Regions from separate parts of the Homo sapiens genome. Here region 2 is linked to region 1. The links are chromatin loops, found by intact Hi-C in ENCODE. Cell type or tissue: heart left ventricle. All regions are shown on one strand.

Region 1 (5,000 bases):
CAGCTCTGGTAAGCACCAGTGCTGGGACTGGGACCCAGGACTCTTTACCCTATTCTAATGTCCTTCCCACTATGCCCAAGAGTACAAGAAAACTTTGTAATCTTCCTTCAGGATCAAACATATATATATATGCATATATATATATGCATATATATATATGCATATATATATATGCATATATATATATATATATATGTATATATATACACACACATATTCTGGATATATTTCTTCTAAAGTATTTTTTACTTGTCTCTCATTTCTACTGTGGAATAAATGTATTCTTTCAATTTAATAAATGAGCAAATAGTAAATTTAGGAAAAAATGATAATAAAAGATTACATCTCACTTCTTTTGATTTACTTGGTGAAGCCAGACTGTGGGAGATATCTTTGATAAAGTTGGTCCTATTGACCAAGAAAGAAAACATTATACTAAAGACTTCACATAACCTGTTTATTCTCTATTTCCCATCAGGAGATGGTTTGTCAGGAAATGTGTGATAGATACATGTCATGAATTCAATTTAGACAGAGCTAGGTAGCATTATGGCTGTTTGTCCACTTTTCCCTTTTGAATTATCTTCTACATTCCATGGTTTTATTACCACTAGTTTTCTTTCCCCAAAGCAAAGCCATTAGGCATTCTTTTTGCTGTGCACTTACTACATAATTTCCCCAAAAAGCTTCTAAACTCTTTTTGTCCCGTAGGAGGATGAGGCCCTTGCCAGATCTCCTAAGGGTTAGGATTAAACGGAATATTGGTTACTGTTGAGCCTGTCACTGCATCAGTTTTCTGGCTCCTCTTAGAGTGTGATTTGCCAAATTCAGTTGAAATCAGTTAAGCAACCACTTTGGAAAAATACAGATGCTTTTAAACACAGTCAGAATACTGAGATTTACTCTGCAGGAAAACAGAGCAACAGGTAAAAATAATAAGAGGAATTAATTTCACTCTGAAATGACAGCATTATGCCTTTTGACTATTGACTTTTTGCAGAGAACATTTCACTGGAGGGAACTGACAACTCTTACTAGCTGCCTGCAAAGCTTGCCTCCTCCTTGCTAAGGAGTAGAAATAATGTAATTATTGTTTATTGCCTGGATGACAATAACTTGCAAAGATTCTCAGCCCAAGCTCTGCAAGCCAGTTAACTCTGGATATCAGTTGGTTTTACAGGGTCAATACATTAACAAGATAGCAAGCAATGCCTACTCATTAAGGCTCAATTTACTCCCACTTCCCTTGGGAAGAATCCCCTCTGCTCCCAAAACTCTTACCAGTGGTTTTCAAACCTTACTAAGCTTGAGAATCATTTGCTGGGTCTGGCTTATTGAAACGCATCCTAGATTTGCACAAGACAGCCACTGGCCTATCCATCACCTTTGTGTTAATTAGAAAAAGAGGAACTCTTTGGGCAGATGCAGCCCCCACATGTAGGAAATATGAAGGCTAACAAGCAAAAAGGTTCTTCTTCCTTGGGTGGTCAGGTACCTTTGCAAAATGCACAAGAACAAAACCAAATGCCATAGCTCTAGGGTCTTAATATTTTTGTCAGCTTCTGCAGAATTCCCTTAAAGGCTCTGCAAGTTAGATTTGAGCACCCCTTTCTGGCAGAGCACTACTCCATGACCAGAATGACTAAATTTTGCCTAAGCAAATTTCCAAATGCCATGTTGTAGCGTCACTAGAGAAAGATACCCCCCAGTCAGATCTTGGTGATGAAGGTGAGACACAATGGGCTCCAAGAATTTGAAATCCCTCATCTGTGAAGGCAGAAATACTAGGAGAATGGGTAATGTTTATACCATCAATGAAGAAACTCTTGTAACCTAGGGTTTTCAAATTACAGAAGAGGAAGAACAATGGAGGCTGATCTCCAGTTTGTGACAGTCTAGATAGGTGGCCTCAGTCTTGCTCTTATAAATTCTAATTCCCAGAAGTCATGCAGTCGTGTGTCTATCCATATATCCATTCATCCAACATTTATTGAGTGTCTACTCTGTGCCAGCTGTTATGAGAGGCAATGAGGAAAACTGGAATTAATGTAGGCTTTGGAGCCAAACAGATAAGTGCCTGAATTCTGTCTCCCTCGACTTCTTAGATGCATACTGTCATGCAAGATGATTAATTTTACTGAATTGGCATTGTCATTTGGAATGTATTTTATCACCTACATCATAGGGTGATTGTGAGAATAAGATATTATACATTTCTATAGTGCCTACTGGGCTTGGTACATAGTGAGTAATCAGTAATTGATAGATATTATTCAGAGTCATGATACAATGATACCACAAAATAATCGTTATCTTTTTCTTCCTATTCTCTATTGATGATCTATGTATATAACATCCATTTTCCTGTCTTATATTGTACCTGAGTCAGAATAAAATGGATCTTTTCAGGGAAACAATACTCAGAGTAAGATTAGAAAATACCAAAGGCACCTAGGAAAAGTTTCTGACTTTTCAGAGGTTAGAGGAAGTCTTCCTTCTATTTTGTTGTTTACCATGTATTATATGATAAGAAATTTGGAAAGACTTTGATAATGCTATATATGTTAATGTGCTCCAATGTTTTCCAAAGCATGTTTACGTCTAGTATCTTGGTACTTTTCCTAATTGAGATCTGAGCTTATTACTTCCGTTTTATATATGAGAAAACTGCACAAAATTACATTACAAGCCAATGACAGTGTTTAGGCCAGAATCCACAGCTCCAGGTCTAGTCCAGTAATTTCTCTACTTGTAGCCCAAGGCCTATAATAATCAGCCTTTTGTGGGAAAGACTTGAACAATTCAGCAATTAAAAAAGAAAAAGTAGCAGTCGATTCCGCCAAGGAAGGGTATACCTGGGCTGTGACAGTTTCTCAGGAAATCACTTAACATTTTGAGGCCTGCTAGCACATTGGATTTTAATCCAAATTTATCTAAAAATAATTTTCAATGGACTTTAAACCTCATTTTCCTTCTGTTAACAATTTGACATAATTTTAACTGAAGCTAAGTTTATGTATTCATATTCATCCATGGGGCATGACCAGTGCCTACAGTTTGCCCTAAGAGGTCAGCATTAATATTGTAATCCATTGCGGGACCGTGTAGTGCACAACATGCTCTCCTGTACATAGTAGCCTTGCCTTTGCCTGAATGTTGTCACATTATTTTCGCTATTTTAAGCGTTTTTATTTCTCCTCTGCAGTCACTGAGGAGCCCTGCAAAAGGAGCTCAAGAAGCAGCAACCTTGATTTTTAAATTAGTTTAACTAGACACAGAACAAATTTAAGATAAGTTTCAAATATATGGTTTACAACATGATTCACATTTGTCTGTCAAATACTATATGGTTACATTCAATTTATAAAAGCAGATACTGAAATGTATTAAGAAAAATCTATATATTTCAAATTTCATACTAGAAACTTTATTTTAAATAAATATTTTATGTTTAGAAGAGGCTGGATTTACTGACTAGTAGAGGCATAAATTTTATTTTTGACCAGCATTTTAAGTTAGGAATTATGATGTACATATCCAGAATGGAAGTAACAGCTAGTATTTGCGAGCACTTACTATGCACCAGCTTTGTTCTAATTATTTTGTATTTCAAAACTTCTGTGATAGTCTTAACAACCTTTTGAGATAGATTTTATTATTATCCTGATTTTATAGCAGAGGAAATGAAGGTTCAGAATGGGTGGGTTATTTTTCCAAGGTCACATAGCTCTTCTGGTTGAGATTTGAACTGACCAGTGTCTCTAGAACCTGGCCTACAAAGCCTTGGGCTAATTTTTAAAAAAATAAAACTTATATCATCTAATATTATCTTAGGAGGACAGTGTCAGCATGTCATAAAACATATCAGAAGCACAATCTGGATGATATCTATTTTAAGTTTCAAAGATAAAATTATTATGTAGAAAATAGATGAAATTCTCTAAGCAATATTTATTATTTTTATAAGGTAATGTATCTTTGAAGTTTATAGCTATCTTAGAAAAAAACAAAACCCATGAGTCATAACTAACTATGGTGTGCCAGTAAGACTGTTTCAAGCAAAGAGTCTTTCTGGAAGAACATGATGGTATGACTTATTCTTTGTTGGGAAAGTACAGAAAAAAAATGTAATGTAATCATCACCATTTGATCAAAATATGGAAAATCTTAAAATAAACCTCCTTGATTCATGTATTCATTTTCAACTCTCTCATTTCAGACAACCGGCAGTGAGCATTTACTAGGGAAGATTTTTGTCTTTAATAACTTGAATTATTGGTGGGTGCACATTCAAAGACAATTAATGATTTCCTTCTTCATAAGAATTACTTTTCTGTGATATCAGAAGTGATATGCTGGATTGATTTGTGTGTTGCTTACACAAAAGTCAGAAAGATCTTGAGGGAACTAAGTTATGAGCCCATCAGCGAGGCTCAACTGGGTCAGGTTTATGATTAAGATAACCGAGGTCAGACCTGAATAGAAACTTCCACTTGGTTTTGCTGGTTGGTTTCTCTGTACACTAGAGTTGTTTCTCAGTAGGCTCTGTTTTCTTCAGTGGAAGGTAAAGAACATAGTGGGAATCATATTAATAGCTCCAGGTTTTTGAAAACTACTTGGAGGTCTTCTGTGGAAGTATTTCAAAGGATACCTTGCATTCTGAACGGCTGTAACACTACTGTGCTGGCTTTTGACTCTTAGGTTAGCTAACCAGGGAAGAACCTGTTTTTGTATCAGGCTTATCTTAAAATTGTTGAAATTATATAATAAATTACAAGCAGGGCTAATTTTCAAAATATTTAACAACTAGTAGGACATAAGCACTAACCAAGCAGAAGAGTCCCTGGCTGTAAATAATGGGTACATTGATAATAATTGCAAGTCAGATTATAAAGGAAAATGGATTTTCAGAGAGATCCTCAATTTACCTGACTATGACAATGTCAACTTAGAATTAATTGATTTACCTTCTATAATGGCCCATTATTGCTTAAGTAGTA
Region 2 (5,000 bases), 550 kb before region 1:
GTGAGCTGAGATCATGCCATTGCACTCCAGCCTGGGGTACAAGAGCGAGACTTAGGTCTCAAAAAAAAAAAAATGTCTATTTAGGTATTTTGCTCATTTTTAATTAGGTTATTTGTGGGTCATTTCTTTTCTTTTCTTTTTTGCTTTTGAGTTAAATGACTTCCTTATAGATTTTCAATACTAACCTCTTATTGGATGTATGGTCTGCAAACATTTTATTTCATTCCATAGGTTACTATTTCATTTTGTTGATTATTTCCATTTCTGTGCAGAAACTTTTTAGTTTGATATAATTTCACTTATTTATTTTTGCCTTTGTTGCTGGTACTTATGGCATCATATTTAAAAAAATTGTGAAAACTAATGTCATAGAGCATTTCCCCTTTGTTTTCTTATAGTAGTTTTATGGTTTCAGGGCTTATGTTTACAGCTTTAATCCATTTTGAGTTAAATTTTGTTTGTGATGTAGGATAAAAATAAATTTGTTTTTTGGTATGTGGATATTCAATTTTCCCAACCCCACTTATTGAAGAGACTATTTTTTCCACATTGTGTATTTTTGGCAACTTTTCACTATTGAGCATAACACTAACTATGGGCTTGTGAAATACGGCCTTTATTGTGTTGAAATACATTCCTTCTGCTAGGCACGGTGGCTCACACCTGTAATCCCAGCACTTTGGGAGGCTGAGGTGGGTGGATCACTTGAGGTCAGGAGTCTGAGACCAGCCTGGCCAACATGGCAAAACCCTGTTTCTGATAAAATACAAAAATTAGCAGGTGTGGTGGTGTGGGCCTGTAATCCCAGCTATTCGGGAGTATGAGGAAGGAGAACTGCTTGAACCTGGGAGGTGGAGGTTGTAATGAGCTACAATTGCGCCACTGTACTCCAGCCTGGGTGATAGAGCAAGACTCCATCACAAACAAACAAACAAACAACAAAAAAAGGAAATACATTCCTTCTATATCTAATTTGTTGAGAGGTTTTTATCATGAAAGCATGTTGAATTTTGTTAAATTCTTTCTCTGCATCTATTGAGTTGTTTATATGATTTTTGTTCTCCATTCTGTTAATGTGGTGTACCACTTGATCATGGTGAATGGTCTTTTAAAGCTTGTTAGTATTTTGTTGAGGAGTTTTGCATGTTTGTGCATCAGGAATATTGGCCTGTAATTTTCTTTTCTTGTAGCCTCCTTGTCTGGCTTTGGTGTCAGGTAATGTTGGCCTCATAAAATGAGTTTGTAGTATTCCTTCCTCTTCAGTTTTTTGGAGGAGTTTGAGAATTGGTATTAGTTCTTTAAATTTTAGTTGAATTCAGCAGTGAAGTCATCAGGTCCTGGGCTTTCCTTTGATGAGACTTTTTAATTATTGATTTAATTTTCTTTTTTTTTTTCTTTGTTTCTTTCCTTTTTTTTTTGAGATGGAGTTTCCCTTTGTAGCCCAGGCTGGAAGTGCAGTGACATGATCTCAGTTCACTGAAACCTCTGCCTCCTGGGTCCTGGTTCAAGCAATTCTCCTGCCTCAGCCTCCTGAGTAGCTGGGATTACAGGCGTGTGCCACCATGCCTAGCTAATTTTTGTATTTTTAGTAGAGACTGGGCTTCACCATGTTGGCCAGGCTAGTCTTGAACTGCTGACGTCGTGATCCACCTGCCTCGGCCTCCCAAAGTGCTGGGATTACAGGCGTGAGCCACTGCACCCGGCCTTGATTTAATTTTCTTACTCATTATTGGTCTATTCAGATTTTCCATTTCTTCATGATTTTATCTTGGTAGTTTTTATGTGTCTAGGAATTTATCCATTTCTTCTAAGTTATCCAATTTCTTGCCATATAATAGTTCACAGGAGTCTTTTTTAATTCTTTGTATTTCTGTGGTATCACTTCTAATGTTTCCTCTTTTATTTCTGGTTTTATTTGAGTCTCCATTCTTTTTTTGTTAGTCTAGCTAAAGAGACTGAATATGGGAACAGCTGAGACTAAGGTACAGGGAGCTGAAGAAGAGTAAAAATGTCATACTTTAGCTCTGGGTTGTCCACTGTGACTTGGCCAAACTGATCATGGGACTGTCTGGTATTGACTCAGCAGCATTTGTTTCAGAAAAGCAAGCTTAGTCACATATTTACTATACAACTAGTAAAAATTATAATCTCAAATACACTCATATTAAATTTTTGTATCCAAGCTGTACATCTCTACCTGTGTTCACAATCAGAAGACATCACAATGACTGTTACGGTGTCCTTGTCAGGCAAAAAGACTACTGCTTCAACTACAGCTGTTTTGTTAATAGTAGTGCTAGGAGCATGCCTAGGGCACTGTTGGCTAAAATTCAAAGGAAATGTTGAGGATGCCTAGCTGAGACCAACAGTTCAGCTTACAGCAGAGCTTTAAACAGGCACACACCAGTCATGCAGCCTTTTGTAGATGTTAAGCTGTTTGTTAGGGGCTGATTACCTGAGGGCTAATTTAATATGTAATGAGAAGTTTAGTTTGTTCTGTTATTTTTTTTAAGGCGTACTTATTTTTGCTCTCTAAACTATCATGTTTGGACAATTTCATGTTTGCTATTTAGGAAGAAGCTAATCATCTTTTATACCCTATCTCATGCTCCAAATGTGACAGCAGTAGAAACACTTACACTGAAATACATCTAGGTGAGGGAAAATGTCACCAGAAGATGGAGTAGTGTTGCTGGTTTGCTCCATATTTTGTTCAATGATTTAGAAGAGTATGTGTATGTACAGGTTTACTTTCATACACTCTAGTTTCAAATGACAGAAAATATAAATTAATTGATATTCTTCAGAGTCAACATTAAATTTTAGATTGGATGTCTTTAAATTTTTACAATGTAAATTGCTTTTCTCTCTTCTGTGGTCAACTGACAGTTGCATTCATTGACCAGATAAACTATATTTAGCTTAACATTTTTAGTATCACTTATGGGATTTTAGCAAGATGCCACAATATGAACTTGTAATATTGCATTTCTTTTTTAACTGTATTATTACAAACCTGATTTTAAATCATTTTTTTCTATTTTAGTTACAGCATTAATACAGGCTAAAATTCTCTATATAAATTCTGCTCATATTAGTATAGCACCTGGTAGCACTACAGTTCAGTATTTATCATCTACTCCATTATAAAACCTTTGTTCTAAAAGAGCTGTATGAGCCTATTAGATGTATACACAATTAAGTAGGTAATGATCTGTGGTTGCATCCACACAGCATTAACAGCTGACTTGTGACTGATTTTCCAAGTGAGGTGCTGATTGTTGATACGGAGTACTTATTGGATGAAAATGTTTAGAATATTTTGAAGAATTATTTTTGTGCTTTGAAGTTTAAGTTACATATTTTGTTTTAACCTTACTGTTTGCTTAATGAAGAAATTATAATGTTTCCTCCCTCTCATTTTGATGTTGGTATTTATCTCTATTGTTCTAAGCTCCCCATCCAAACATTGGGAGTTACTGAAGCCCTTCTTGGTACTTTTGGTGCAGAATGTAATGGTCCACCACATGTGTCATTACTGATAGTGACACATTTATGTCTTCATGTTAAATTTGCATTTTTAAAATTAAAGGTAACTGAATTTTAGTCATTTTCCCAACTTTAATGTTAAAGTCATTGAGAATAGTTATGATATTTTTGAAAGTTTGATAATGATCATCTGTGAATTTAGAGAAACTAAATATGGGAGATTATTCTGGTAAGTATCCAATTTCAGTCTTCTTTGTCAGTGTTTGAACTTAAGCTAAATGCTCATGTTTGTAGGACAAAGGCATTTCTTCTCACCTTGGGTCAGAGCAGCAAGTCCTGGGAATATGATACAGCATTATGTGAATAAACAGAAGTTTTGGTAGGCAGCAGTGTACAATTTGTTAAGAAAAAAATCAGACAGGAAGTTTTTGTTGGCCTTTTGCCCATTCTAATATAAACATACATCTATACCATATATTAAGATTGGGCATAGTTAAGATCAAATTCATTTAACAACTGGGGGAATTTATTTTACCTGGGATGGAAAACATTAAATCCAAAGATGAAACAGAAGCAAATAAATTAAGCGTACCTGAACTTTATTTTAAATTTAGAGGAAGCTGTCTTTTTGGAATCTCTTTGAAATCTATCAGGAAACATTTTTGTCTTAAAAACAGAGAGTAAATAACTCTGGGTTTAAGATATCTAACATGTTTGACCTTTGTTATGCTAAAATAGTGGGCTAGAATTGGATCCATAAAAAAATGATCGGATGTTTATCCAGGGAAGGAATCTTAAGTTAGACTTGGTATTAACCAATGTGTGATAAGTAAGGTACCACTTGTGAACATGTGGTTGGTGCTCATGAGTAACTTGTATCAGTCACTATGCATTTTTCTTCTACTCCAAACACCTGGCCTAGTGGATATAGAGAATGTCTTGACATCTTTGTTACTCTATTTTTTTTTCTTTCTTCTATGTTCTTCTAATGAATGTTACTCTGTTTTTTTTTTTTTTTTTTTTTTTTTGAGATGGAGTCTCACTCTGTTGCCCAGGCTGGAGTGCAGTGGTGCGATTTCAGTGCAGTGGTTCTTGCCATTCTCCTGCCTTAGCCTCCGGAGTAGCTGGGACTACAGGCGCCTGCCATCACGCCCGGCCAATTTTTTTGTATTTTTAGTAGAGATGGGGTTTCACCGTGTTAGCCAGGATGGTCTCGATTTCCTGACCTTGTGATCCACCCGCCTCAGCCTCCTCAAGTTCTGGGATTACAGGCATGAGCCTTGGCACCGACCTGTTTTTTTTTTTTTGAGACGGAGTCTTGCTCTGTTGCCCAGGCTGGAGTGCAGTGGCGTGATCTCGGCTCACTGCAAGCTCCACCTTCTGGGTTCACACCATTCTCCTGCCTCAGCCTCCCAAGTAGCTGGGACTACAGGCACCCACCACCATGCCCAGCTGATTTTTTGTATTTTTAGTAGAGACGGGGTTTCACCATGTTAGCCAGGATGGTCTTG

The links. Hi-C counts contacts between places; a loop is a spot of excess contacts. Peaks named below come from ENCODE experiments on the same cell type or tissue, not always from the same donor. Only the 100,000 strongest peaks of a DNase experiment are listed, where the experiment ranks them.
Region 2: it touches region 1 in a loop (3-fold over the local background); 4 of 110 quality-filtered maps call a loop at or near these places.

Annotation. Positions count from the first base shown.
Region 1 is chr10:66,952,589-66,957,588 of GRCh38, reverse strand. The region is part of intron 7 of CTNNA3 (catenin alpha 3); the gene reads left to right. All of the region lies in intron 2 of LRRTM3 (leucine rich repeat transmembrane neuronal 3), which reads right to left. All of the region lies in intron 3 of LOC101928961 (a long non-coding RNA gene), which reads left to right. Among named protein-coding and RNA genes, the nearest start is that of LRRTM3, 29 kb to the right of the region's middle. In heart left ventricle, no CTCF peak of the experiment used is centred here; no DNase peak of the experiment used is centred here.
Region 2 is chr10:67,503,953-67,508,952 of GRCh38, reverse strand. The region is part of intron 5 of CTNNA3 (catenin alpha 3); the gene reads left to right. Among named protein-coding and RNA genes, the nearest start is that of MIR7151, 100 kb to the right of the region's middle. In heart left ventricle, a CTCF peak has its summit at 2,665; no DNase peak of the experiment used is centred here.